Regions from separate parts of the Homo sapiens genome. Here all the other regions are linked to region 1. Evidence: chromatin loops called from intact Hi-C (ENCODE). Cell type or tissue: endothelial cell of umbilical vein. All regions are shown on one strand. Region 1 has its middle 39 kb from the start of EDNRB-AS1. Region 2 overlaps LINC00446 (long intergenic non-protein coding RNA 446). Region 3 overlaps LOC105370273 (a long non-coding RNA gene). Region 4 overlaps EDNRB (endothelin receptor type B). Region 5 holds the start of EDNRB (endothelin receptor type B). Region 6 overlaps OBI1-AS1 (OBI1 antisense RNA 1).

The links. Peaks named below come from ENCODE experiments on the same cell type or tissue, not always from the same donor. Only the 100,000 strongest peaks of a DNase experiment are listed, where the experiment ranks them.
Region 2: it touches region 1 in a loop (3-fold over the local background); 2 of 110 quality-filtered maps call a loop at or near these places.
Region 3: it touches region 1 in a loop (4-fold over the local background); 12 of 110 quality-filtered maps call a loop at or near these places.
Region 4: a loop joins it to region 1, with 9 times the contacts of the local background. A loop is called at or near these places in 4 of 110 quality-filtered maps.
Region 5: it touches region 1 in a loop (4-fold over the local background); 9 of 110 quality-filtered maps call a loop at or near these places.
Region 6: a loop joins it to region 1, with 20 times the contacts of the local background. A loop is called at or near these places in 97 of 110 quality-filtered maps.

The regions. Positions count from the first base shown.
Region 1 is chr13:77,777,637-77,782,636 of GRCh38, forward strand. No RefSeq gene overlaps it. Among named protein-coding and RNA genes, the nearest start is that of EDNRB-AS1, 39 kb to the right of the region's middle. In endothelial cell of umbilical vein, a CTCF peak has its summit at 1,993 (motif pointing right); DNase peaks (open chromatin) are centred at 2,035 and 2,355; H3K27ac peaks cover 463 bases.
Region 2 is chr13:78,019,802-78,024,801 of GRCh38, forward strand. The region is part of intron 2 of LINC00446 (long intergenic non-protein coding RNA 446); the gene reads left to right. Among named protein-coding and RNA genes, the nearest start is that of LINC00446, 9.4 kb to the left of the region's middle. In endothelial cell of umbilical vein, no CTCF peak of the experiment used is centred here; a DNase peak (open chromatin) is centred at 2,590; H3K27ac peaks cover 2,251 bases.
Region 3 is chr13:78,975,877-78,980,876 of GRCh38, forward strand. LOC105370273 (a long non-coding RNA gene) reads right to left here. Exons shown (of 5, transcript XR_942108.4): 2 at 3,769-3,859. Among named protein-coding and RNA genes, the nearest start is that of LINC00331, 140 kb to the left of the region's middle. In endothelial cell of umbilical vein, a CTCF peak has its summit at 2,741 (motif pointing left); a DNase peak (open chromatin) is centred at 2,725.
Region 4 is chr13:77,895,339-77,900,338 of GRCh38, forward strand. EDNRB (endothelin receptor type B) reads right to left here. Exons shown (of 7, transcript NM_001122659.3): 6 at 4,521-4,629; 7 at 149-2,996. The coding sequence ends at 2,862. All of the region lies in intron 6 of EDNRB-AS1 (EDNRB antisense RNA 1), which reads left to right. Among named protein-coding and RNA genes, the nearest start is that of EDNRB, 21 kb to the right of the region's middle. In endothelial cell of umbilical vein, no CTCF peak of the experiment used is centred here; a DNase peak (open chromatin) is centred at 2,933; H3K27ac peaks cover 2,716 bases.
Region 5 is chr13:77,916,050-77,921,049 of GRCh38, forward strand. EDNRB (endothelin receptor type B) reads right to left here and starts at 2,782. Exons shown (of 7, transcript NM_001122659.3): 1 at 2,042-2,782. The coding sequence starts at 2,524. RefSeq lists promoters at 2,711-3,783, 2,773-2,887 and a cis regulatory region at 3,139-3,148. In endothelial cell of umbilical vein, a CTCF peak has its summit at 2,782; DNase peaks (open chromatin) are centred at 2,922 and 3,352; H3K4me3 peaks cover 1,637 bases.
Region 6 is chr13:78,118,892-78,123,891 of GRCh38, forward strand. The region is part of intron 1 of OBI1-AS1 (OBI1 antisense RNA 1); the gene reads left to right. Among named protein-coding and RNA genes, the nearest start is that of OBI1-AS1, 67 kb to the left of the region's middle. In endothelial cell of umbilical vein, a CTCF peak has its summit at 2,795 (motif pointing left); a DNase peak (open chromatin) is centred at 2,760.

The DNA of each region.
Region 1 (5,000 bases):
ATGTCATTTTTCTTTTTCCTTCTAATAACAAAGTCATTTTGAAAGATAATTGAACTATTATAATGAAAAAGTAACAGTTGTCAAGAACTTAGCAAATGTTGAAAGAGGCATCCTGCAGAAATATTGAAAGTTCATCACTCAAACTAGTGGAAAGTCTCAGCGTTTTTGCAGAGGATAAAGTTATGCTGCATTTTGTTTCACGGTTAATTGTAAAATACAAAATTACATTGTGGAACATTAATTGCATTCGTTTTCTATGGCTGCATAACAAGTTACCACAAATTTAGGGGCTTAGAACAACAAATTTATGATCTTACAGTGTCTGTGGGCCAAAAGTCCAGTTTGGGCTGGACAGGGTTTTCTACTTTGAGTCACAAGGCTGAAATCAAAATGTCAGATGAGCTGCCTTCCTTTTTGAAGCTGGGGGTCGTCTTCCAAGTTCATTCCTATTGTTGGCAGAATTCAGTTCCTTGACCTGTGGGGCTGAGGCCCTTGTTCTGTGGGGGGTCAGCCCAGCGTCCAGCTCAGGTCCTAACAATCACCAACGGTACTTTTTCCCGTGGCCTCTCCTAATGCCCTCTTTTTTTTTTTTTTTTTTTTTTTGAGACGGAGTCTCACTCTGTCCCCCAGGCTGGAGTGCAGTGGCGCGATCTCAGCTCACTGCAAGCTCTGCCTCCCAGGTTGACGCCATTCTCCTGCCTCAGCCTCCCGAGTAGCTGGGACTACAGGCGCCCCCCACCACGCCCGGCTAATTTTTTGTATTTTTAGTAGAGACGGGTTTTCACCGTGGTCTTGATCTCCTGACCTCGTGATCCGCCCGCCTCGGCCTCCCAAAGTGCTGGGATTCCAGGCGTGAGCCCCCGCGCCGGGCCCTCGTGCCCTCTTAACGCTTCACAACTTTCTGGAGAGACCCAGGCCTTTTAGAAATCTGACTTGTGGCCAGGCTCAGTGGCTCACGCCTGTAATCTCAGCACTTTGGGAGGCTGAGGCGGATGGATCACGAGATCAAGAGATTGAGACCATCCTGGCCAACGTGGTGAAACTCCGTCTCTACTAAAAAAATACAAAAATTAGCCAGGCGTGGTGGCGTGCACATGTAGTCCCATCTACTCAGGAGGCTGAGGCAGGAGAATCGCTTGAACCCAGGAGGTGGAGGGTGCAGTGAGCCGAGATCGTCCCACTGCACTCCAGCCTGGGCGAGAGTGAGACTCCGTCTCAAAAAATAAATAAATAAATAAAATAATAATAATAAAATAAAATAAAATAAAATAAATCTGACTCGTTTAGATTTGGCCCACCGGGATACTCTCCATTTTGGTTGATCAAAAAGTCAGCAGATTAGTAACCCAATCATGGGAGTCAAATTCTATCACATGCACCCGTTCAGCCTGCACTTAGGAGGGAGTTACACAAAGCGTGCACACTAAGAGGCAGTGATCTTGGGAGCCACCTTAGAATCCTGCCTACCACACTGTTCCATTATGTTGATGGTTGAATTAACTATCACAGGCCAGCAAATCAAACGAGATACTAGTGAGGAAAGGATCACATGCCACTTCCTAGCTAAGGCATGCATTCACATGATCCCATCAGTCAAGTCTTACATTTCTTATACTTCACGATGACCATATCCTGGTACACACAGGTCATGTTAAGGGTCTGTGGGACCCCTTCTAATGTTTTCTACTTCTTCTTTTCTGTTTTATTTTATATCTTTTTTTAAAAAAATCTGGTTATGACTCACGAAATAGATTTCACAAAATGGATTTTATGATTCATGACAGGAAAAACAGTCTTAATGGAGACAGGTTTCAATTAGTAATCTGGAAACATTTTTCTTTACAGAAAAAACACTAAAATATATTTATGCAAAAAAGTTTTTTCTGAATAAATCAATATGGACTAACTTATAGATGCAAATGGGTACACACCTGGGTAATCTTCAAAATTTATTTAAAATTATTACAAGACAATCAGCAATATCACTACAGTCCTCAGGAGGGCAGCATCTGCTCTAGGTATATTTGAAACTTAAGTGTGCTCAGAAGTTTTCTAGTGACTAGGAATTCCGGTAAGTAAATTACTTAGAGTGTATTAATCTAAGCAAACATTGGTTTATGCTTGGCAATTGAGAATCAGTCCTGTCAAAACCGTAAGTGCTATGATTTTTTTTTGTCTGACCCAAGAGAATTAGTTGAATTCTTTTATTCCTTGCTTCTTTCTGCTTGCATTTTTCCTTTGTCCTGTCTGTCCCTCTCTGGCTTATAGTCTTGCATAGGTGGTCCAAGTAGGGCCCAATAACCATGGCGGCTGAGGACATGACAATCATAAATATTTTCTGCTAATTCAGAGTTGTTGTAAAGTCCCTCTCTTAATTTCCACACTATGTTGACTTCCTGACTTCCTGCTGCATATGCCAACTGGTGGCTCCCTCAGTGCCTCTTTTGTGAACAGACAGGACTCTCTTAACCAGTGCACAAGAGGAAGTGCTGCCCTGCAGATGACTCACCATGTTCTCTTATCTTCAAACTCTCAGGTGCTTGAGAGAGGCTTTTGCTGACCCACAAACACAACAAAATCAAGCTGTCTAATCTGATGTTCTTAGACAGTTAAGCCTTTCTAGGCTTAAATCTAAGTGTGACTATAGAAGGAAATATAGTATATTGAATCTGTTCTTCCCACCTCTGTTCTGGACCCACCATAGTCTCACCCTAAAATCATGGTCTGGGTTGACATCACTCTGTCACTAATCAACAGAAAATTGTCAGGAGGGTCCCACATACTCTAGTTAGACATAGAGCAAATTTCCTGCCCTTTGTTTTACTTACGTCCCTATTGTCACAGGTTATAATACTGGCCCTAAGTGTGTATTTGCTTCAAATAATTATATTTTGGGAGACATTGGGTTGACTGTATCATGTTCCTACACATTTTTTTTTTTGAGACGGAGTTTCACTCTTTTGCCCAGGCTGGAGTGCAGTGGCACGATCTCAGCTCACTGCAACTTCTGCCCCCCAAGGTTCAGGCGATTCTCATACCTCAGCCTCCCGAGTAGCTGGGATCATAGGCGCCCGCCACCACGCCTGGCCAATTTTTGTATTTCCAGTAGAAACGGGGTTTCATCATGTTGGCCAGGCTGGTCTCAAACTCCTGACCTCAGGCGATCCACCTGCCTTGGCCTCCCAAAGTGCTAGGATTACAGGCATGAGCCACTGCACCCGGCCATGTTTCTCCATTTTTTAAGGGCCTGAAGTCTGTTGAGTAGAGCTGCCTATGTGAATTTCATATTTTTTCTTTTTACCCATGTGCTACTTATAGAGTGTTGACACTTGATCTGCCTTCTCTTGCCTTTGGTCCTCTGCATTTGTTGCTTGCTCTGCTCAAAATGCTCTTCCCACAACCCTTTTCTTGTCTCCATTCCCTACTTCCAGAGTCACCTGATACCTCTTCGGGTATATCTTGGCTGTGACTACTATGTCTTATAGCACCTTGACATGGTAGATGCTGATAGATTTGTCTGTCTCCCTCAACAGACTGTGCCCCTTCAAGACCAGGGCTATGTCCTCTTTCTAGAATCTGTCATGGCAACTGACACCTAGTTGACATGCAACAAAACTTTGTGTATGAATTAAATCACAAGTAACTGCTGAGGCTGTTTTTGACCTTGAGTTGATCGACAAGGTACTTGATATAATAGATAAGCTGTCGGTCAACAATATAGGTCTAATATGGGACCAATATAGGTAGAAAGAGGCCAGTATGGTGGTGATGATAGACACATGTAGAATCTGAAGAGGTCTAGAGGGGTGTGGGTTGCAAATACAGCCCAATGCTTTGGTTCCGGGAGGGACAGGTGACAGGCCTTCAGCTTGGCGTGATTTTTTTCTGGTTTCTGGGACTACCAGGAAGGGACAATAGCCCTGTTGGCTACTTAAGTATGGGAGGAAGTGTGAACTCAGTAGAATGGCACTGGGAAACGAGAGAGAACATGCACTCTGTAGCATGGGCTTGACTTGAACCCTGAGTGAAATTTGAAGAGAAGGAGCCTTATATTCTGAAGGAAAGGAGGATTAACACACTGCCTGGTGGACAAAGACCCAAATATAAGTTTGCTAGAGCTCTTTACTCCTGGTTTGGGCTTTACTCCAAAATGCATGCTCCTTTTTTCCTTCTTCTTTTTTTTTTTTTTTTTTTTTTAAATCTCATTATAAAAACCCCAAATCCTCTTAGAAAGTTATTATAACCATTCAGCACCACACCCCTCCCTTCTCACACATGCTCTCAGGTCCCTTAACCTTAAGAGGCAACCCCAAACACTCATCTCCCCCACTGCTCAGGGACTGGCTTCCAGCAGCCCAGCTGGACCAAGCTCATTATCACTTCTTTCCCAGAAGTGACCCCTGCCAACAGGGTTGCTGTGCTTGAGTGCCTCAGCAACTCCAGAAGCAAGACTGTCATTTCAGTGCTTGAAAAGGAAATAGGCCTATGTGTAGAGAAAAGCAGTTTAGGATTTCACAGACCAGAAACATAGCATGGCAAGTTTCTATATTTTAAAATCCCAGAATCAACCATTTTAAATCACAGTTTGGAGATAACTTCAAAACCTCTCTTATTTCTAAATACCAGAAATGAGCACATTTTAGAACTTGGATAGCTTCTCTCCTGTGAATGCAGATATTCTCCCTTTGGTTATGGAATAGCAAACCCTTAGAGAATAAGAAAACTCAGATAGCTAACAGATGAAAGCTGAGTTGCTTTCCTGATATTATAGAGTATACTGCAGTTGATGAAAATACAAAGTTTTTGTAATTCAGAACAAGTGTTTGAGGAAGGTGGTTCATTTTGGGTGCGTAGGTACACATGAGCACAAGGGGTGAGTTGAGCGTTTCTCCTTTAAACATTTTTTTTAAATTGATAAGTGGACCCTAATCAAGCTGAAGAGCTTCTATAGAGAAAGAGAGCTATCAAAGATGTAAACAGACAACCTAAAGATTGGGAGA
Region 2 (5,000 bases), 240 kb after region 1:
GTAGCATTATAGCTATCTTTAAATATTAAATGATTTTCCAAGTGGAATGTGACCAAGGACTGGTATACAAGATATAAGGTTAGGGTGAATGAATGATAACTAAGCCAGAGCATATTTTTTTTAACATGAGGAAGATATTTTTAACAGACAGCGCTCTTTCAAGATGTCATGGGCTGCCTCATTAGGAGGCAAGTGTTTAGCTCTAAAGGCATTCAAGAAGATGCTGGAGGCCGGGCGCGGTGGCTCACGCCTGTAATCCCAGCACTTTGGGAGGCCGAGGCGGGTGGATCATGAGGTCAGGAGATCGAGACCATCCTGGCTAACAAGGTGAAACCCCGTCTCTACTAAAAATACAAAAAATTAGCCGGGCGCGGTGGCGGGCGCCTGTAGTCCCAGCTACTCGGGAGGCTGAGGCAGGAGAATGGCGTGAACCCGGGAAGCGGAGCTTGCAGTGAGCCGAGATTGCGCCACTGCAGTCCGCAGTCCGGCCTGGGCGACAGAGCAAGACTCCGTCTCAAAAAAAAAAAAAAAAAAAAAAAAGAAGATGCTGGAAAAGCAAATGTCAGAAAAGAAATGTCAGAAACAAATACAAGTTATCTCATTCCTGAGAAAACTATAACTTTCCTGGTAGATCCACAACTTTGGATAGGGATGGTGAAAGGTGCCAATAATTTTGCAGATGGTCTCAAAGGCAGCAAAGGCAGATCTGCTTTTATGGGTGTTTTTAAGCTGTTCAGTCTACTTAATTTGCTACTGTAAATGTTTTGCATATTTAAAAATTGGGCTTAAATTTTTTTAAAAATAACTTTGGCTCACCCTAATGAATAACTCCCAGAATTAAAAAATTGAATAGCAAAAACAAAGTAGTTGTTGCAGAGAACCATAGTCGTGGGAACCATAGTTGTCCTTGCTTTTATTTATTAGTCACATAACCTTTGGTGTATCACACCTACTAAAGTCCATGAAATTAATGTCTTTATGGTATTTTGAATGAGAGTGGTTGCTCTCCGGTGTCGTTTGATTCTTTCTCCTCTTTGAGGAGTCCACAGTATAGCCACACTTTGGAGAAAAGTATCAAAAAGTGGTTTGTCTTTTGACTTTTTGACTTCTCCTTGTCCACTTCCAGCCGCAATCATCTCCCTCCTACCAGACTCTGGGACGTGAATGTGTAATTACAGCCCATTGTCTGTGCAGCAATTATAGCCTAATTTGACTTGTTGCACAGAAAGATGACAAAAGTGCTGGCTGTCAGGCAGGGTCAGAGGTCAGCCATTACCCCACGGACTACAGGCAGCAGCCTCATCAGGATTCTGTGGAAGGCTCGTCTCTGGGCAGGACGGGTCTGCAGCTGTCTGTGCGTCTTTGCAGATGACTCTGGGTGAAAACATGGACTGTTTTCAAGATAGATGATCCCAGCGTGCAGTTTGGCTTCTTGCTTTCTTATCAAAGATGTCAAAATTGTTCTGCAGTGAATGAAGCTATTTCTTGTGCCTTCTATATAAATTTTGAGTGGGACATGTACATAACCCAGCTTTAAGATATTTTATCAACTTTCTAGAAATAAAGTTAAGATTATGAAATGGTATTTAAAAGGAATGTTAAATCAGTATGCTACATTAGTATGAAAACTCCTGTGTGTTAAATAGGATAATAACTTGGATGCAATTAAATGAATTGTATCCAGATAGAAAGTCCTAGAGACACTATAAATAAGAATCATAAAATCACAAAGTAAAACTAAAAAAGCATATCCTGTATCAGTTAACCTAGTCCTTGTAGGTAATAAATAAATATTCCTTAAATAATTTTTCTTATGTTTTGTCTATTCTACATTTAAGTCTCTGATAGTAGGCAAATTCAGATCTATTTCAAGAGAGAGAACATTTTACTGTTATTGAAAGATTCTTTAATCCCATTTTCAAATATTTGATATATTTAACATAATTGATCTTCTCCAAATTTAGACAGACATACTGGTCAAACTCATAGTCATTTCAATGAATGAAAGTAATAGAAATTATAATTGAGAGAAAATATGCTAAGTGACAGTGCCAATATTCTAGAAATCAGAAACAAAATACAAAATGGGCTTGAGAAAATTGGTTCATTTAAAAAAATATATTTAGTAAGGGCCAATCTAAGGTGGATGGGGGCAAAAAAAGTTTAAACACAAATCCAGTTAGGTACAATAAAAAATACATTTTGATGCCAATGCACTTAATAGGCAGTATAAATAAAATGCTTTTATGAAATATAGCAATGTGATATTGTAATCTAACCAAATATGTTAGGTACCAGGAAGCATTCCTTACTATTTTATTCTATAAAAGAAGAGGATTGTATTCGTTTCTACTACTCTATTTCATTATTTTATTCTTGTCAGAAAGCTGTAGTGCACTTAAGAGTTTAGGGCAGGATTTTAAGCCCTAGAAAGCCAGGTAATAATCAAAGAAAAGTCATTTTTAGGTTCCCAGGCTGAGGTAAAACATAGAAGTCAGGAAATGGTTTAATAATGAGTAAGCAAACAGGAAGTGAAAGCAGTGAGCCACACAGGCCAGCTGACTTAGATGATCATGGCAGGCTCAGAGACGAAGGAAGTGAGAATTCAGCTGTCAAACCAAGAGTGTTGGCACCAGAGATTACAGTGGGTGTGTGGGAAACCTATCATCCAATTCTTTGCCTGCAACAAGGGCATTTGAGATTCATGACCATTTCAAAGATCTGGTTGTATGGCCTAATTCACCTGATCCTTTGGGTGAATGCTAAGAGAACTGCCACCATTTCCATTATAACAAAAGTACTCTTTATTGAGGAATTGTTATATAGTGGGCGTAGTATAGGTAAACACTTACTCACTTATTCCCTTATTCTATATATGAGTACTGAGCTTAGAATGTGCCAATTACTGTGATACTGACTAGGATACAACAGCAAGTGAAAACAAATATGGTCCTTGCTCTCACAGCTAGGATGAGGTAGATATTAATTATATAATGTATATAACTTAAATAAATATAAATACACATGTAATTTAAAATGTGTTAAGTACTATTGACAATAGAAAGGGGTACTTGGAATATAGGTAGATGAAGAATAAAATTTGATTTAACGTTCATAATCTAGTAGAAGTCTCCTTTTACAGAGAAATAGGCAGAGGCGTGGAGAAGCTAATTCCCAAAGTCACAGGCCTACAAGAGGAGAGCTGAACTCTTCTGTATAGTCTTCCTGGTCACATACTAACTAAAACAAGACTCACACAAATGTAGAACTGAAACAGAAACTTAGATCTTGTATAAATTAATTCATTGATTTATTCAAATAATATTTGTTGAGTGGCAGCTCTAGGTACAGGGGACATCATAGAAAAAGGCCCTCTTTTTTGTGCAAATAAGACTTATATTTTAGTGGGTAAAAATAGATGAACAAACTGGCTACCTAAATATCAGTGATAAAAGAATAGCAAAGAAACAGACTTGTGTGATGGACAATGACAGAATGGCTCATTTTTCTTAGCAGTACCAGGAAAGGCCTCCCTGAAACCAGAACAGGAAGAAGCAGGCCCTTCAGAGGGCTCAGGGAAGAGTCTTTCAGCTAGAGGGAATTGCTTGGACAAAGGCCCTGAGAAGGGAATAGCTTGCATGTTTGAGAGACAGAAAGAATCTCCGGGTGGCAAGAGTATCAGGAAGAGACACGTAGGATGAGTCTGAAGAGACGTTCAGGGTCCAGATTACAAAGGACCTTGTGGGTCAGGGGTTTAGATTTTATTTCAGTTGAATGAGAAGTGTGGGGAAGGTCATTAAAGGAGACAAGGTGAAGAAGATGGGATATGATTTAAGTTTGTTGTTGTTGTTGTTTTTGACGGAGTTTCTCTCTTGTTGCCCAGGCTGGAGTGCAGTGGTGCAATCTTGGCTCACTGCAACCTCCACCTCCTGAGTTCGAGCGATTCTCCTGCCTTAGTCTCCTAGGTAGCTGGGATTACAAGCACACGCCACCATGCCCAGCTAATTTTAGTATTCTTAGTAGAGACAGAGTTTCACCATGTTGGCCAGGCTGGTCTCGAACTCCTGACCTCAGGTGATCCACCCACCTTGGCCTCCCAAAATGCTGGGATTACAGGCGTGAGCCACCACACCTGGCTGATTTGAGTTTTAAATGATCACTCTGACTGTTATGAAGAGGATGGATTAAAGGAGGCTACCATGGGTAAAGGGAGTACCCAGAGGGGCGCTCTCATATGCCTCACAGGTAAGAGAGGATGGTGGCACTGATGAGGCAGCAATAGTGGAACTGGCAAGAAGTGAATGTCTTAAAGACCTTTTTATTAAAGAAAATGTCAAATGCATACAAATTTAGAAAAAAATCGTAAAATAAACTCTGACACACCCATCACCCACATTTGACCATTATCAACTCGTTGCCAGTTTTGTTTCTTATATAGCTCACCAACTTTTCCAGATTATTTTGCAGCAAATATAAAATGTTATATCATTTCATCCATAAATATTACAATATAAATGTTTAATAGACAAGGATTTATATTTTGAATACAATACTAATTTATGCCTAAACATGGACAATAATCCTTACCTTTTTTTCAGTCCTTCTGTTAGATTTTAATCATAACAACTTTTATCAAGTACAACTTTACTGCTAATGTGTCTAATTTTATGTATGTATGTTTTTTTATTGATACATAATAGATGTACATATTTTAAGGGTAAATGTGATATTTTGATACATTCATATTATGTCTAAAGGTCAAATCACGGTAATTGGAATGCACCTCACCTTAAATATTTATCTTTTATTTATGCTAGTAAGATATGAATTGTTCTATCCTCTCTTCATCTGCTATTCCCCCTCCCCTAGTGTTATCAAATATCCTGTCAGTGTTCAAATTTCTTTGTCTTATGACTTTTTAATGATTTATTTGAGTCAAGGTCCTTATGTTCATATATTGCATTTGGTTGATGTGACATTTATGTCTCTCTTGTTATTTT
Region 3 (5,000 bases), 1.2 Mb after region 1:
CAAGCGATTCTCCTGCCTCAGCCTCCTGAATAGCTGGGATTACAGGCACATGCCACCACACTCAGCTAACTTTTGTATTTTTTAGAAGCGATGGGATTTCACCATGTTGGCCAGGCTGGTCTTGAACTCCTGACCTCAAGTGATCCTGCCACCTTGGCCTCCCAAAGTGCTGGGATTACAGGTGTGAGCTGCCGCACCTGGCCCCAAATTCTCCTTTCTGTATCTACTTTGTCTTCCTCATTTTTCACGTACATAATTGATTATATTATACTACTAAGAAGTTTAAATTTAATTGATTTGAATTATTATACTTTATTAAGGAAACAGCATAAGGGCTCTCCTGACTTTTGTTGCAAGCCAGCCTTCTTTATCACACCCTCAACAACATCTCCACAAAAAGAAATCTACAACTTCTGATGTAGACTCTGGAGCTAAATAGAAAATCAGAATCTATAAGACACAGGGAAGAGAGAAGAGGGAGCAGAAGGAAAGTTTCAAGATTTATTTCTACCACCTACGTTTAATTTCATGGAACCTGAGAGCTTATTTGTTCGCTTTAACATTATTTAGCACCTACTGTATACTGGCATGAGAATCCTGAGGCTTTATCGTTTATCTGTTAGACCTACTATGGTGTTATTCAGTTGGAGAGGAGGAAAACCTCCTGGTTCCTAAAGCACCCAGGCTATGTCAGGGAGGAGTGGAGCACTGTCTCCACTTGGCCCCTATAGAAGTAAATCTTCACTTCACCACTTATCCTTGAGCAGAAGAGGACTGTAGTTGATGATTCACATGAGAGGATGACAATTCAATCTCAATTAGCGTAGATTCTTGAAACATTTCCAGGTTGAAGTAGCTATTCTCAGCCCTCCATAGGCTGGACTGTCCTCCCCAGAGGACTTCTTAGAATTCAATTCTGGCCCATGAGACCAACACCAGATCTAAGCCTAGCTGGGCGTACCTGAAGCCTCAGCATGCCCCAATGTAACATGCAGGCGTTTGGCCATATGGTGTCCCCTGAGCTTGCCGTTCTCTGATTTATGCCAGAATGGGCATATGCTGGGATATTTCAGGACCCTGAGGGGAGAGTCAAAATGTCACACAGCCAGTATGAGGTTAAGCTTCCATTTCTGTGGTTTATGGCTTAAGTAGAAATGGAACCGGAGGGGACAAAAAAATGCCATTATTGATTCTAAAGCCTAGAAGGTTGAGGTTAGGGCATATAAGATAAAACGTTTAGGTTCTCTGAGGTGTGACCTATTTATACCTGTAAAATAGCCTTCAAAAATGTCCAACAAGGAAAAAGATGTATATTTGTATATATTACCCACTTGGCTTCACTTAAGCCTACTTTCTTCATATTCTGTAAAGAGAAATATCTAGAATCTGGTTTTTAAGTGGTGCCTTTTTTTTTAAGGGGGACTTAGTAGGGAAGGGTGCTCATAGGAATGAGTCATCGCTTCAGGATTTATGCTTATTAAAAAGTAAATATAGACTTTTCTCTGTGTTGCTATTTGAACTCCCCATGACTAAGTGATGGTTTAGTTCAACCAATGTTAGATGCCGCCTATACGTAGGGGCTAAGTATGCTTCCCAGTTGGAGAGGGTTGCCCTCCCAATAAGCATTCTGACAGGCATATTGGACTAAGGACAGAGGACATCATGTGGGGGCAGGAAGGCTGCCAGATGGCAGAGGCAGAAGGAGAGAATGCATAGAAGGCCAAGTGAAAGGAACAATTTACAGGGAACTCCCCCATTTGTGGAGAGGTGTGAGCATGGAAGCATGGAGGGATAATGTGGAAGGGAGCTGTCCCAAATATTGGAAAACAGGAGGTCCATTTTCAATCTAGACCTTCCACCTAAATGAACAAGAAATAATAAATACAAGAATTCACATCAGGGAAATTGGTTTTATTCACAATTGAAGGGTAACTAATTTTAAAGAGTTTACTTGGTGGCCATGAGAAGTGTACGTTTTGGGTATAAAAATGATGCCAATTGCCAGCACTCACAGGTTGTGATGAAATGTTGCCAACTTTTTTACACACTGTTCATTTTTACCATTAAGGCCTCTCATGAATCTTAATAAATCCAGTTTCATAAAATACAAAGGCATGCTCTCTTTTCTCTTAAAGAAAGAAAAATACTAGTGAATTCATGGCCTTTTCTTTATAATGGAACCTGCAATATAAATCTAATGTTTAACGCATCAGAAATTTATAATTTCCTTTTGAATTATATGAATGCACACCACTCAATACTAGTAATTCATTTTGTTAGTTTTGATCAAAGAGTTAATTACTATTTGAATGAAACTCTACTAATGAATGAATATAAAATTAAGATCTTCTCATGATGGCAATCGGTTACAAATAAGACATAAGAAAGATGCAAATCATGAGGCTCCATTTAGGTTTCATGAACCAAGTGCTTCTAACAGGAAGATAAATACAGAGCAATATTCAAGTCCTCTGAAGCTTAAACCAAAACAATATTAATTGTATAGGTGGGGAGGGGAGAGGGGATAAAAAGAAAATGGAAACAAGCAAAGAGTTCTCAGTTTTCAGGCATAGGAAGAGGTTTGTTTATATGTAGTTGAGGACAGACACAAATGCATAAATGAATGTATATAGTGCAATCAGCAGTTATCACAAATCTGCTTGGATTCAACAGTAGAGCTGACAGAACTTGGTCAATGTTAAGACTGTGCCACCTTCTGGTTGTCATGTGTATGACAGGTGTTCATATTGTTTACAGACTAGCATTTCTGTATTATGCAAAACTTATATTGAAGGGAAACAGCAGATCCATTCCTGGTGCTGTTCACTTTCTCCCCTGGGGACTGTATTGGAATGAGAACACGATCCATAAATGTACTCCAGTGACTGCTTTGCTTGAAAATCTGAGTTTGCTTTTTAAGCTTGATCAACTGTAATGGTATATGATAGTCCAGACACAAGCTCAGACAGCACTGCAGTTGTGAAAGCAGGAGATTTGGTTGCTTGTCTTTTCCCTGGTTGCCACTTTCTGAATTTCTTAGAGCCAGAGAAATGGAGCTCCAGCAACCGAAACAAGGCCTCTGTCAATCAAATAAATCAGATGGGGGAATATACTGTTGTGTCTGCAAAGCTGCAAAATAATAAATACACGTGTAGCCTAATTTCTGTGCAACTGTTAACATGCAATTGGGGCCAAAAGATGATTTGAGGGATTATGTTATGCTTAAATTCCTCCACAGTCTCAGTCGGATCAATTATGGGATCACGGCTTTTGGAGTCCTGGCTGGATGCTAACATACCTTTGCCACCAAGCTGAGCATCCTAGCTGAAGGACTTCTAGAGGATCCATGGCCACTCATTTCATAAATGTATCTGCTGTAATTTGTATTTGAAACACTGGAGTTTGAAAAGGTAGTCCCAAAGGAAAGGTATTGTTTTTTTCATGTGCATTGCTTAGGGGTTTGTGTCTTAAAATTAGCCCTGGAAACCTTAAAATCCTATAATATTTTAAATGTGTCTAAAGAGGCAAGTAGATTTACAGAGACAGAGTAATCTTAATTGAGTAATTGTTCTTTACACTTTATCATTGTAGCCTGCTAAGTTTCTTGGGTAGGGTAGGTGGCCCTCTCCCACACTACCTTCTCCCTCTTCCCCTATTCCATCTGACGCCCACACTGCCCACCCTCTGCACCCACACATACACTCTCAGCCCTGAAAACAAACAGAAAACCAAGAATACTTTTACCCACAGAAAGAAGTGGTACTTTACCGTAATGACCGAGATGATTTCTTCGACTTTCTATTTCACCTTGCCTATGATGATCGAAACAAACTTTTTGCAAATTCAGGCTTTTCTGAATCTGCAAATAAAGTGATCGAGAATGAAATAATCGGAAAAAAATCAAAATGCAGGTTTGCTTTAAAACACAAAATTCAGCTGCTGTTACTGTCCTACATTATCACCCTAAATTGATATTGGGATTGGCTTTATGTAAAATTTGATTATGAAGAATAAAGTCTTCAAAGACAAGTTTTTTAAGAGTATCCTAATTTGTGATTACTTATCCTTCTTCATTGAAGGGTATACATGGCTGCTTTGCAGTGTTTACAAAACTAAAAGAACAACAAGATCAAAGTGTGAGGTTGGTAGGGATGTGAATATAAGATGCAAAGAAAACCACTTGAAAATTGATTAAATATCAGTGAAATTTGTCCAGGCATGGTGGTTCACACCTGAATCCCAGCACTTTGGGAGGCCAAGGCAGGTGGATCACCTGAAGACAGGAGTTTGAGACCAGCCTGGCCAATGCAGTGAAACCCCGTCTCTACTAAAAATACAAAAATTATCTGGGCATGGTGGCAGGCGCCTGTAATCCCAGCTACTTGGGAGGCTGAGACAGGAGAATTGCTTGAACCCAGGAGGCAGAGACTGCAGTGAGCCGAGATCTTGCCACTGCACTCCAGCCTGGGTGACACAGTGAGACTCTGTCTCAAAATAAAATGAAATAAATGAAATTTAGGAGCCAGCTTGAGGGGCCCCCACCAGACAAGTCTGGGACCATTTAGAATCAAAATAAATAATGACAGTAAAAGTTTGTACCCACTGGATAGGGTAAAACTCCATGAGTTCATGTTAATATAAACATATAAACAAACATATGAATGAGAAGGAAGTTTTCTAACAATAGGAAGGCAACATTTGTAATAAATGTTAAAGAAATTATGAAATTAGAAAAACCACCATTTGGCAGCCCTAATAATAATAATTGACTCAGGAAAGTATCATTAATGGACTACAACCAGTGGATAAATTTTGAGAAGAATTATTGATATAATATCATAGTTTCTCTCCACTTTTAAAGACTTGAAAGTAGAGGATCGTGGTAAATCTCCCTTTAACCAAGTGCTCAAAGTTAACATCACCAACAAATGCACAAATCTAGTTTGTGCTTCCTGAGAGAAAGCACTGATAATTAAGTATTGCTTTTGTGTTATTCCTAC
Region 4 (5,000 bases), 120 kb after region 1:
AAACAATGAAGTGCTCCAAAGGCAGGGAACCAAAGAAAGGAAGACCAAAGAGGCCATTGGAAACTATTACCCGGAAAATCAACCTTGGGAAGTTGCATGTCTGTATATCTGTTTCTTCACAACAATGAAACACACAGTCCAGCCCAGAGACCAGAAATGTGGCATTTTAATTGAATAACTTCATACTTGCTTGATAATTGTATATTTAACATAAATAATGTCCACTTGTCACATTTATATTTCTTTTAAACAATCAATTAGTATTTAATGAATTAGTGTCTGTACAGTGAAAAATAAGGTAGTTGTTAAAAAAACTTAAATTTTTATTGGTTTTGCTTACATAATAAAAAATCAGTAACTATAGCCACTTTAGGCAACCAAAAAATCCTCCCAGATATATAATTTTTTACATTGTTATATTACACTTTTATAAAGTTAGCTACAGCATACCCATGTTTTGCTATAAACTGTATTCCTTTGGCCATATGTAAGCTATCAATACTAAAAGGTGTTTGAACATACATCCACATTAGCAGTGGATAATAAGGGAGAAAATAGGTTAAAATCTTTTATAAATCTTTTGAGCTGTAACATCCATGTTAACAATAATTTTGTCTGTTGCTATATTAAAGTCCTTAATACTAGGAAACATGTTTTGAAGTTGAACGATAGCACCTTTTTCTATCTTGGTTTTGAGTATGTAAAGAAATTATAATTGTTTCTTACTTATCAGTATGTTAAAGTTTTGAATCAAACATTTTTTTAAAAAGCCACTGAATGCAATTTTATTATAAATAATGCAAGTATGCTTTTTGTGTGTAGTTTCAAAATTTGGCAAGATAATTAGAGAACATGATACTGACATGGAGAAGGAAAAGGTATCAGGATGTAAAAATTCAGTACATGGTAATAAAAATAATCTAAAATTTAAATAGAAATTAAATATATTAATAAACTGTGAAAATATTAGTGATTCAAAATTAATTTAAAATTGAGAGTCTAAAATGACTTCTATGATAACAGGCCTCTGAAAAAGTGATTGGGATGAAATTAAAGAACAAGTTTGTGGGTGATTTATAAATAGAATCCATATGGTGTGTGAATTAATTATTATTGCTCTTTCTTTCTGGCCACATTGTTGGGTTTTGGTTTACTGTACCATCACATTCAATATTGACAGAAAACAACATTACTAGCTTATTTCCAACATGTGGCCCAGCCTATTAAAAGAAAAACAAAGTAAAAATTTGGGCATATTTTAAGACCGAGTTAAAGCTCTTGGGCCCAATTTATTTCGAAAGTCACTCTGAGAACATTGCACTGTGTTTTGCTGGAACAAAATCAGGACCTTTTGCATTGATGTGACGAGGCAATGACGAACGTTAGGCTAAGAATGGGAATCTGTCCCCATGGGTTTCCTCCAACCCCACCTCATTTCCTCTCTCTTCCGTTTTCTCTTGTACATACTTTCACACACATCTCATCCCAAGCTATCCTAAGGCACTTTGCTTAGAAGATATAAAAATTAGGCAGGAACGCACAAAGCTAAGAGGTTCTTACGGTCTCAAAAAGCAGTTTTGCCTCTAGATGAAAGAAAAGCACCATGTCAAGCAAACTTTTCTATTGGCTATTTACAAAAATAATACAAAAATTAGTAATAAGCTTTACAGGTAGCTGTTAAATGTACTAATCTGTATGATTTTGAAAAATAGTATTTTAACTATAGCATTATACATATGCTAGAAACCATTTTAACCACAGCATGGGTGAGAGAGGGTGCTACCTGCCCCTTTGTCATGTGGACACTGCACCAGGCAGTTCACAGTCTTTATTATGAGGTCACTGGCATCTCTCCATCGTAAAGCTATGAGCACAGGGCCTGCCCTCATTTAATCATCTACATGCAGTGTATGTAGGTAAGTATTTACAGATGACAAAACCAAACAGAGTTTAAGCTACGATAGTGAAAGAAGAAGATTTTAATAATCCTGAAAAAATTGTAGATAGTATTGTCTTCACAGGGTATGTGAATGACAGATTCAAAAAAGTCTTTTGGGATAGCCTTTCAAACATTCTATTTCTCTTTGTGAGGTTTGATCTTAACTGAATGTAAAGGATGTAATAATTTTCTTTTTAAAAGTATTATATTTTAAATTCAGCTGGCACATGTGCCAGTCTGTTACATGCTGCTTGTTTGTGACATGTTGGTTACATATTGCAGAATGCTGAGGTTTGGGCTTCTAGTGAAAGTGTAATGATTTTCAAAAACAGCCTTGCTCTTTCTGTTACTCCCTCCTGATCATTTAAATGTTTCCAGTGTCCGAAAAATGCAACAACTAAACTGCTCTCTCATTTGCATCTAATTACAATCTGATAATAGTGTGATAATATTAATTGAAAAGTTGTTTTAAAGGATTTTAAAATTTTAAATTGAGTAATTTAAGCTTCATTTAAAAGTTCTGTTTTACAGTGACTTATTCTTCCTTTATATCAGAGTCCCATTGATTTAAAAATAAATCTCTTTTTAGAAAGAATAGAAATTCTGAGTGAGCTCATTTTTAAGCCTAAGTGTTGTGTGAATATCCTGGAAGTTGTTAAGAGCTATGTTGAAGTGCTAACTGTAAAAAATTAAGTGCTTTCACGACGAGGCTTTCTTAATTCCCACTGATTTTCTTTCCATGCCGTAAACAGCTCATAAAATGTCATATGTAGCTGTGAGTGTTAAAATAATTACACTTAATATTTTAATAGTGTGCTGTGCAAATACATAGTTTTTTGTTTTGTTTTGGCAAATGTTTCATTTTGTTTTAATGACTTCGGTCCAATATAAAGAAAATGAAATACAGTGAATAGTTCTTCTTTCAAGATGAGCTGTATTTATTACTGGAACGGAAGTTGTCATATCCGTGATCATTAGCTTTGAACTTTAAGCACGACTGCTTTTCCTCCAAGGACTGTTTTTCTTCAAATGACTGGCACCAGCAGCATAAGCATGACTGTACAAAACAAAGTAACTCATTATATGTTAACATCAGTCACCTTTCCCAACTCTTCCTCCTCTCCAGGGTTCTGACTTTCTTTGTATGATTAGGAGTTCTTGGGCCCTTTCTTTCAGTGCTCTTTTATTTTCCCTCTTAAAAGAATATAATCACAGTAGTAGCATATGATAATTTTTTAACTAAAAAAATGCAGAGAAGAAAAAAACCTACATAGTTAAAATTTCTCAACAAGAGAAAGCCACTTTTAATTGATATTTACTCTTGGTTATTTGATAATATTTGATAAACATATAATTCAAGACTTTTCCCCATGAAAACAGAAATATTTGCACATACATGAAATAAATAAATTATACACATGTATATGTGCATGTGCTGGAGAATGTGAGTATAATTATTTTACTGAGACTGTACTGTATGTATACTCCATAACCTTGTAGATACTTTCACAAACACCTCATCCCAAGTTATTCTAAGCCACTTTGCTGAGAAGATTTAACCTGCTTTTTCTCACTTGACAGTGACATAAATATCTTCTCATGTCAATGAATTTAATACTGCTTTCCTATTTTTTCAGCCATGTATTCTCATATCTCTTTTCAATATTGGTAAACAATAAGGTTATATAGTACAAAAGCATCTCAGTTTTCTTCAATTTTTTTCTTGAAGTTTTTTTAAATATAAAAATTTTTTCATTCTGCTTGTCTTCTGTTCATTCTATTTGTAAAAGAAAATGAGAAGTCCACTGTTTTATGTCTTATAAAATGAGGGTGTTGATCCTGATGGAAGTTCTCTTCCAACTCTAAAATTTGAGTTATGAGTGGGCGAAGAATGTTATAGGCTGCCTTAGTGTTTACGCGGGAGCTACGTTCTTAGCTTTCCAGTAGTGAAATACCATGGACAAATGGATGATTTTCACATTAGGGGAGGGGATATTTTATTTCATGTTAGATTGTTGAAGGAGTGAATGAATAGAAGGATGATAAAATGCAAGCAGCTGAAGAAGGAATTATATGTATTTCACATTGAACAGCACATCACTGTTATACAAAAAAGGAAGAAAGAGGTAAAACCTAAACTATTTTTTTTTTGTTTACCTTGCTATTCTCACAGTCCATGTGAAAAAGGAACTAATTTAGTTATAATAATAATTGCAGCTGCGAAGTTCAGAATCTACCAAAAACAGGGAACAGGGCCTTTAATTCATGTTTAGCCCTTATTTTATTATGTGATGCCTATCAGACATCAATGCATGTAATTTTTATTACTTTTTGGTCAACAATTCCATGAGTGTAACTGATTGGCTGAGGCAGTAGGGAGTGGCTGACTAGGATTTATAGGAAAAAACAATTATAGTGATTTACAAGCAAAAGTTGTATTTAAAAAAATCATCCATGATGTAATAAAAGGGAAACTATAAGATAATTTACTAAATCTGTCTGGATAGATATATTAGCAGTTTTGAAAGCTTATATTTGAGCCATATTACAAAGAGCTTTTTATTTTGGGATAGTCTCTTACCTTAAAGCAGTTTTTGAATCTTTTGCTCACCAAATACAGAGCAATTGGGTTAATGCAGGAATTCAGTGAAGCCATGTTGATACCAATATAGTCCAATACCAACAGAAAGCTGCAACAAAATAACCCAAAATGTGTCTGAAAAATATGCTATTCTGAACATGTAGTCATTGTAGCTTCTGTGCTTTTGTAAGGAAAAAAAATGCCAATATACAATGGTTCTAAATTTATCACTCGTCTTTGCTAACAATGATTCTCTGCCTGTCTCTGTCTGTGTCCCCCTCTAACTCTAGCATTTCTACTGACTTTCCTCCATTTCCCCTTCCCAGGCCCAATTCTTCTCTTTTAAAATAAAATCTCATTTGGAAGTACTGAAGCTGGCTGAAAAGAAGAAATTTAGAAAACGCGTTGGAGAATCGGACCTGACATTTTCCGCCTTGGCACTCACTCATCATCTTGACAACTCTGACTCTCTGTACCCAG
Region 5 (5,000 bases), 140 kb after region 1:
CAGCACACCAGAACTAAAAAAATGTTCTCAATCCCACCTTCTACACAGCACTTCAGCTACTGTCTGATTTAGAAAGGTTTCTAACTGGGCTGGACATGTGGGGTTTCCTGACCCCCTAAACAGAACTTTCATAAAATCCTGTGCCAACCTAGCAAAACTAGATTTTAATCTCCCTTTGGGAAGAGATCTTGTTAGATTTATTTTAAATTTATCACAACACCTTGTACTGAAAAGTTCTCAATTCGGTTTTGATGAATTGAATTGAAATTCCTTTGCCAAATTAGAATGGGAAGATTTAGTTTGTGGGACGCCTTAAGAAGTAAAAGGGTCACTTCTGGCCCTCATGGAGTTGTGGCTGCATTTAGAGATTCAATTTCAGCTCTTACCAAGTAAATCCTCACAGTTCATCAGAATCAATTGCCATACAGGATTTTAGGATTTCTTCAATCGATTCCCCCATTTCCGGGGGTGATTCCCTTTAGAGAAAACTATATCCTAATCCACTCTCACCGCTAAACCTCAGAAATGTTCGGAATTCCCCTTAAAATATAGCTATTGGGTTAGGATTTTTAGAGATTTATGAAGGGAAATTTACAGGCATGCCTTATGGTAACTACTCCTGCCAATAGGTCAAAGCATTCCCTACAACATTTCCCAACTTTACATTCCATTTTTTTCCCCTTGTACTGAAGTACTGAAGTCAGGGCTAGCTATAGGCAAATCTGCAAAGCACAATTCCATTTCCTTACACTGTGATTGTGTTTTTATGTGCAACTTTCTATTGCTGCTGCTGCTGCTGCTGCTGGGAAAGTTTTAAATATTTTCATATGTCTTTGAAATTTTCCAACTGTTTTATTTAGACTGCTTTTTTTTTTTTAACACCATAAAGCCTCAGTAAGTGGGCACTGGCAGCCTTATTGTGGAATTGAGGAAACTGAGGCCCAGAGGTGCTGGGATGTGTCTGGAGTTCCAAAGCAACCTGGAGCAACCTGGCTCTTTGTGTGTTTCTACTGACGCCCATGGTAATCACACAATAATGTTAACTACCGAAACCCTTACAGATTTTGAGTGCTCCTTGGTCTTGTCCATGAAATAATTGATGGGGTGCCATCATATAGCTTGCACTTTGGAACCTGACAGATTGGGTCTGATCCCCAGCTCCACCTCTAATTCATTTACTTTGATCATCCTACCAGTCATCTGTAAACTAATTGTAATATCTACTTGTGGGCTGCTGGAAGGAATAATGGAAGTAACACATCTCACCCAGTCCTTGGCCCACTGTAGATATTTAATACAAAGTAGCTACAGTCCGTCACAGCAGGTGAACTGTGTTTTTCCTACTCACCAGTCTGGATCTCTTTTTTCCAGGCCATTTATTTCCTAAATACCTACTTTGTACCTGCTACTTTCAAAGTCTTCCAAAACAGTCCTTCCCAAAGTTAGTGGGCATATCAATCACATGAAGATCTTAAGATGCAGATTCTAACTTAGTAAGTCTGAGGTAGCCTTGCATTCCTAACAAACTCTCAGGTAATATTGATGCTGACTGTCCATGGACCACACACTTTTGACTAGAGGATGTACCCCATTAGGTGCACTTAGGGACTAGATCCTTCAGGACTAGTGGTTCTCAAACTTTACAGTTCATCATAATCACATAAAGGGCTTGTTAAAATACAAATTACTGTGCTCCACTCCAGAGTTTCTGATTCAGTAGGTCTGGGGTGAGGCCAGAAAAATCTTCATGTGCACCAAGTTCCCAAAGTGATACTAACATTGCTAGACTGGGGACTACGCTTGTCCTAAGCTTAGCAGAGGTCTACTGAAGACCTGAATGGAATTTTATTCCAATGGTTACTGACTTTTATGAGTGGACAGAACCAAATGGAATTTGGTTCCAAAGATTACTGACTTTTAGGAGGGGCAGAACCTTAAGAGGGAGCTAAAGGGAAGCTCCCTCTACAAGCTTTCTCATCTCCCCGTCTCCAACCAGGCCCCCTTCCTCAAGCCCACCATGATTTCAGCAGGCGCCCTTTACCTTGTAGACATTGATAGGGATGTCAATGACGATGTGCAGCAGGTCTCCCAGAGCCAAGCTGGCGATCAAGATATTGGGACCGTTTCGCATGCACTTGTTCTTGTAGATAATTCTCAGAAGTGTGGAGTTCCCGATGATCCCCAGCACGAACACAAGGCAGGACACAACCGTGTTGATGTATTTGAAAGTCTCCTTGATCTCGATGGGTCCTTGGCACGGGGGAGGGGAGATGGTGCGTGGCGGAGATCCTGCCGTCCTGTCTCCTTTAGGCACCTCCGCAGGTGCCAACGACCGCGCCAGACTGGCGTTGGAACCCTTGGGCCATAAGGTCTTAGTGGGTGGCGTCATTATCTCTGCGGTTTGCAAAAGCGGAGTGGCCCTGTCAGGCGGGAAGCCTCTCTCCTCTCCCCAGATCCGCGACAGGCCGCAGGCAAGAACCAGCGCAACCAGGGCGCGTCCGCACAGACTTGGAGGCGGCTGCATGCTGCTACCTGCTCCAGAAGGCGTCCGGTGGCCGCTCCGCAGTTTCAGAGCCTAGAGACAAGCAGAGGAAGGAAGACAGGACACTTGGGTCAGCTGCCCGAGCCAAGTCGCTGCAAACGCTAATACCGCCCGCAGCCTCTTCGCCAGTATCCACGCTCAAAAGTAACTCAAGTTTGCGCGCCAGTGGGAAACTTGGCGCTCATGACTCGCCAGCGCGGGTCGAAACTCCTTCCTGATGCCCTCTCAGCTGTTTTTCTTCCCCCGCGTGGCCAGGAGGGGTAAATAATATGCAGTGGGGCGGGGCGTTCTGGAAGGGGTGTGCCAGGGAGGGAATGATGGGGGTCCCAGGCAAAGCTCCGAACTCTTTCACGTAACGGGAGGAATACAGACACGTCTTAGTTAAGCGTGCGTGGGAACCGCGGAATTAAGGCACCTAGAGGCCAAGGGCTTGTGTCAAGCTCTGCATTTTGCCCCGCAGGGGAACCTCTATACCCCGCGATTGAACTCGAAAGACTCCTCCCGGCGGATGAAAGCCGCTACTCCCTGGCTGGCTGAGCTACAGCTCCCGCAGCGCGCCCAGGAGTGCGCCGGAGATTCGGAAACCCGCAGAGACTTCTCAAGTCAGCAGGAACTTGGAAACCGCTGTTCCCTCCAAACGGCTTCAAACACTCGCGCTCCTTCCTTTACCCAACCTAATTTTAATTTGCCCTCTCTATAGGCTTAATTTTTATTTTTTTAAAATCCCAAACTAGTAAGCCAAACCGAAGCCCCAGAATAAGGTTCAATCAATGATTTTAATTCAACACCAAGCCCGAATGTTTACCTCTCGGATCTGACAAACCAGATGCAGAGCGACGAATGGAGACCACCTTCCCGGGAGGCGGAACCCAGCTGGGTTCCAGCCTGCTCTGGGAGAGGAGCACGCCTCCCTTGAGCTGCAGGCGGGTCCGGCTCTGACGAAACGCTGCGAGAATGCCAGACAGTGTAGCCTCCACCGTTTGCTCGGGGTCTCTGCTGCCATCAGACAAGTACTTTTATTCATTCATCCCTTCCCATCAATCACCGCCAGACTCCTCCCGCGCCTTCCGACCCCGCTGCAACCTTTCCCCTTGGGCGATGCCTGGACAGCATCAGTAGTAGTTGCCCGAGGGAGGGGGGCAGTCCTCGTCCGGGGACAGGTCCCAAAAGGCTGTTTATTTGTTAGAGTTCTACGCTCTTCAAATGAACCCAAATCAAGGGCAAGTTATCACGCACCATGTGACACCCGGCAGCTCCAGACTAGAACAAGGCTCTGCACTGAACGTGATAATTGAACTTTTAATGCCAAGTGTCACTTTTCTTTCAGGTAAATGTTCCGCCGCTGTGATATTTAAGGTTGGTTTGTGGGCGCTGCTCTTTGCTCTGCTTCATTTTGCCCTGAAGTTTCATTTCAAGCCAACATTAACCCCAACACGGAACAGCTCGATCTTTTCTTCCCAGGCCCTCTCACTGCCCCGAGAGAGGATTACAAGTACTCCTCATTTTCCCCAGTACAGCTCTTCTCCTCTCTTCCTGCCACAGTATCGGTGTTAGGCAATCTCAGGCATTTTTATACTGTACCTATGACAGACTTGATGCTTATCGGAGACATGAAAATAATCAGAAAGCTGCCATGCAAATTCAACATGATATTTATTTACCAGGTAGAGCAATACAATAAGGTCTTTCTATCCATTCTTGAGCTCCATGTTTACCGCAGAGAGGAAAATAACAGCGACTGGTAGTTTTGCCCAGAGATTGTATAAAAGAGGTCAGGAAGTCAGGCTTGGAGATGCACTGGAGAGTACTGTGCCGTCCTCCAATCAGCAAAATCCCTACTGGATCTGTGGAACTTCAAACCCAGAAGCACCCATTCCATGTAGCAGTTTCACCCAGAGACAGGAGGCTCGTTTTTTGCTTCATGTTAGTTAATGGAATAGATGGGACAAGAACCTTGGATTTTTGGCTCTTAGGCAATGCTTTCTGGGACAGTGGAAGTAGAAAATCAATTTCTATTTAAAAAGGTGAACTTTAAGTGTGAAATGTGGTTAGGAACATGGTTACGGAGTAAGGCTAAAGGAATGAGAAATATGGTCTAGGGTTGTGAGTGCTAATTCCAAATCTGGCTATTTTGAATTGCAGTCCTTATCCTCCCTGTCTCGTAAGAACGAGGTCAACATTCAATTGCTGAGCCAAGTAACAATATACAATGTTGTCTGAATAAGGAATTATATGGAAGCTTTGGAATATGAATATTTTGCTTAGTTGACTCCACCCAGTGTTGGATCTGCCCTTCCTATACAAGCTTTGTTGGGTTCATGCCTATGGCTCCTGTGGGGTGACTTTTCTCTCTCCCCACTGGCCTTCTCATCATCTCCATCTCCATTCAAATTTCCTCCACTGAGTCCTGGAAGTCTGCTCTAATCCTCACTGAGGTCTATCTCTTTACTTTTCTTGG
Region 6 (5,000 bases), 340 kb after region 1:
AAACTTGCTGGTGTAGACCACACCAGCCTGAGAAGGATAGCACGACTTTTCTGATCTCCACAACACAGGGAAGACCTCAGGGGTTCCTTTGGCTCCATATGAAGGAGAACAGAGTTCACAGGTGATTCCAAGTTAACCAAGTGGCCATCACACAACACAAACAGTGCTTACCAGGAGGGAAGGGCAGAAGGAAGCATTCTGCTTTCCGAGATGGTCAAGAAACAGTGAGCTGTATGCCATCTCAGAAAAACCACAAATCTAGTTTTTCTAGACACAATCTAGTTTGAGACGGCATGTCAGCAGAGACCACCAGCATCAATGGAACCAGACCAAATCAGAGAATACCAGAGATGCTGCTACACCACTGATGTGGGTGGTTATAACTGAAGATTCCTTCAGCATTGCTTCTTGCTTGGTGAAAAAAAATATATATTTCTTCCTCCTCTTGTCACCCTTCTCCTTTTCCGCCCTCTCTGCTTTCTACCCTCTGCCTCTTCCTTTCTCTCTCTCCTTTCCCTACTCTCCCTCCTCTTCCATCACTATTACTACCATTCTTCTTCCTCTTCTCCTCCTTCTCTCCCTCTTCCTTCTCCTGTACTCTCCTCCCTCCTTGTCCTCCTCCTCTCTACCTTCTTCTCCTCCTCCTTTCTTCTTCTCATCTTTAATTCAAATATATTAGAAAGAGAGAATGTCAAAGAATGATGTATAAAGAGTTGAGTAAAAGTTTATTTGCGAATGTGTGTTGGGGCTAAGGAGCAAGACTTGGCAGGGAAGAAGGTGGTAAGAAGGCAGAATAGACACTGCTGACACTGCAGCAAGTCTTATAGTGGATGACTGTCAAGCCAATCCAAATATTTTAGACTCCAGCTGTATGAACAGATGTTCCCAAATTGGTGAACTGTTTACATTTAACAGAGGACATTTAATCTTTCAAGAGACTCTGATCTAAGGTTGTCTTCTTTTAAAAGTTAATATGTCTGTCATAAGACTTTATTCCTAGTAGCAAATATTTAAAGCAACACTTTTTAAAGAAAGTAGAAACTGGTATGATGGTGTGTGCTTGCAGTGCCGGCTACTCAGGAGCCTGATGAGGGAGGGTCACTTGAGCACAGGATTTTGAGTCTACCCTGGGTAACACAGTGATACCTCATCTCTTAAACAAACAGAAAAACAAAAAACGAAAGTAAGAAAGTTGTGGAAAATTGCAATTTAAAATTATAATTTCTTAGTAAACATATTAGAGACTGAAGTTATTTTGATAATATTTTTTTCCAAAATCATACATGATAGATGTGTCAGTCAGTTTCACACTGCTATAAAGAACTTCCTGAGACTGGGTAATTTAAAAAGAAAAGAAGTTTAATTGACTCACAGTTCCACATGGCTAGGGAGGCCTCAGGAAATTCACAATCATGGCAGAAGAGGAAGCAGGCACATCTTACATGGCAACAGGCAAGAGAGAGCCTGTGAAGGAGGAACTGTCAAACACTTATAAAACCATCAGATCTTGTCAGAACTCACTCACTATCGTGAGAACAACATAGGGGAAACCATCCCCATGGTTCAATCACCTCCCACCAGGTCCCTCCCTTGACATGTGGGGATTATGGGGATTACAATATGAGATGAGATTTGGGTGGGGACACAGAGCCAAACCATAGCAATAGGATATGGAGTTATATAGTAGACTTAATTTTTTAAAGTAAGTTTTTAAAATTCTGAATAATGCAGTGTAACTTTTTGTAACTCTAGCATAAAGATACCTCTGTATGTATTTATGCAACAAATTAGATAATCTCATAATTCACTGAGCGTAAAAGATGAACAATATGCCACATTCTAGATCGTCTATATAGCCACGGCTATATAGACAAAAGCAGATAGAAGGTTTAGAAAAACGTTTGGATCAAAATGCCAAAGACTTAACTAAGTACCATATTATATGAGAATCAAAGGAAGAGATAGTTTTGTGATCTGAATTATTTGGATTGATTGCACAAAGTGACAACCAGAAAAAAAGAACAGAAAAACAATAAAATTATTCTTAGATGAAAATTTTATTAGCTTCTCTTTCCTCTACTCTAGTGTAATATTTTCTTCATTTTACACACACTTTAAAATTCATCTAAGAAGAAAATATAAGATTTACATATAATTCAGATACTTTTTCTTATGAGCTAGAGAGGCCAAAGAAACAAACCAACAAACCAAAAAACAATCCCTTCCATTAAACCCCTGAGTAAAAGTCAGGAAGTTGATCATATGCGATGATGTGACACCTCTTAATCACGGAGAAAGGACATTGATGAATAATCAGCAGGATAGCAAAGGTGTAGTGCAGTCACTGATAGGACATCAGCAGTTACTCCTGGGAAAGTGTAAGAAATTTTAAGGAACAGCAGAAAAGAATGAAGGACTCAGCTCCCTAACAGAATCAGAGAATTCATAGGCTCAGATAAAGGTGACTCGTTTCTGTATTTCTATGTCAGAAATATACAGGAGCTCATCCCCCCAAAAGTGAAGCAGTCTATAGTCACAAATTTTATTTTGGAAAAATGAAACAAAACCAGAGAAAAACTTAGAGCATCTTTACACAAGCTTTTTTTTTTCAAGTGCTTTTTGTTATTCTAATGGATCCTATATTCAAAACATTCCAAGATAATCAGTGTCTCTCTGCAGGAAACCCTGCTGATTTTAGGGAAATGATTAATAATCGGTCACTTTCTCTGCCCCTTTCAGCTTCTCTTAAGTTTAGTGAGGAAGCTTAAAGAATTCTTACACCTCCCCCTGCTGGCAGCAAACAAGAAGTGCAGGTTTGGTACGTAAAACACGTTCACACTGAAAATAATGGCTAAGATCAACTTTTGATTCTAAAAACAAGATTCTTTCCATCTGTAATCCGTGAAAAAGTTTGAAACATGAATTTAAAACATGAAAAGTAATAATAAAGTTTTGGGAAGTACTGCTTTTCAGAAGTCAAACAATGAGTATTATGTTAAAATATTTAATTCAACAGCATTCCTTCAAAAATTTATATTTCTGAAATCTGACTCCAGAAATGACTTTGTTGTGACCTTTACGTCTTTTCAACTGTGTCTCTACTTGCTGCCATTCTCTCTATAGATCCCATTATTATCCGTCGCGGAGACAGGAGGTTCGTCAATCACTTAATCTGCTCCCCTGCACTTTCCAACTCCCTTGCTGTTCTTGCTTCTGGGCGGTACTGATGGGTCACTTACGGGTCCACACACGGAGGACCCAGCCCATGATCCCCATCTGCCTCTGCTGCGGCAGGTACTGCAGATGTTCCAGAGAGTGGAGTGTCCATCAACCTAGATGCTTGAGAGCCTATGTTGAGCAGGGGCCTCTGTGTGTTCCTCCCCTCATTGACCTACAGCTGAATTTGAGTGAGAACTACCTGTTAGGTGTTAAGCAATTGAGAGTTCATTTGTCCTGAAAATAACAACGTAGCTGATGACTTTAGAATGTAAACCAAAACATATCTGATACAAGTCTAAATCAATTTACAAAGTTTATTTTGCCAAGGTTAAGGAGGCACACCCCTGACACAGTTTCAGAAGGTCCTCACAACATGTGCCCAAGGGGTTCAGGGCACGGCTTGCTTTCATACATTTTAGGGAGACGTGAGACATCAATCTATATGTCTAAGATGTACGTTGGTTTGGTCTGGAAAGACAGGGCAACTCGAAGTGGGGCAGGGGCTTCCAGGTCATAGGTAAATAACAGACAAATGGTTACATTCTTGTAAGTTTCTGATTAGCCTGTCACTGAATATACGATTTACAGGAATAGTCACTTATGCCTTAGTCTGGCTTAGTGAAACAATAGGGCAAAGGAAGCAATCAGATATGCATTTGTCTCACGTGAGCAGAAAGATGACTGAGTTCTGTCTGTCCTTTATCCACAAGGAGTTTCTTTGCAGACAAAGTGGGAGAGAGGTATTTATCTTTTTAATCTTTGTAGCTGTTTTATTTAGGAGTAGAATGGGAGGCAGATTTGTCTGCAGTACTTAGCTTGACTTTTCCCTTTGTTAGTGATATGGGGGTTGCAAGATTTATTTTCCTTTCACAGGTATATTTGCACCTTTCACAAGAACATTAAGAACAATCCTGAGCATTCTTCATGTCTCGTTTGATCCTTACCACTGCCCTCTGCAGTACTTTATATAGATGTTATTAGCCACATTTTGTATGTGACAAAACTCTGGCAAAGGTAGATTAGATGCATTGTTCCAGGTCACACGGGCAAGAAGTGATGGAACCAGGAATCAACTCAGATTCCAAATTTCCTCAATTTTTATTTCGACTTTACATTGTCTCATAAAACAAAATTCACAATTATGTAAGATTAATTACATCAAGTTGAACATCATCACTTTGTTTAAAAAGTTATAGGGGCAAATACATTTAACACACAAAAAATTATTAAGTCTACTTTGTTGAAAGCACTACTGTAAGCATTGCAAGATATACAAACAAGTATGAGATGTAGTCCTTATCTTCACAGAAATTACACTCATGCTTGGAAGCCCAGTCAAAGAAACATGGAAAGCTCAAGAGCAATATAGAAAACTTTACAAATAGTCCCTGACTAGTTGTCAAGTTAGCTTTTCACACATTAGGTGATCAGTAAATGTTTGCTGGGGAGAAGGCAGAGGACAGATCACGAAAGAAGGGTGGAGAAGAATGGTGAAGAAGGTGAGTGATGGGATTATAGTGCAGCTTCCCATCCTATAAGAGAGTCAGGCAAGGCTCCATGGAGCAGGTGTGGTTTAGCATAAACTTAATGGATGGGTAGGGTTGTATTCAATTGTATTGAATGATGGGCAGGTTTTATCATTGCCACCAAATTATGAAGGGCCCTGTGATGGTTAATTTTATGTGTCAACTTGGTTGGGCCATGAAATGCCCAGATTATATGTGACTTTGGGGGTGTATCTGTGAGGGTGCTTGTGAGATTAACATTTGAATAAGTGGCCT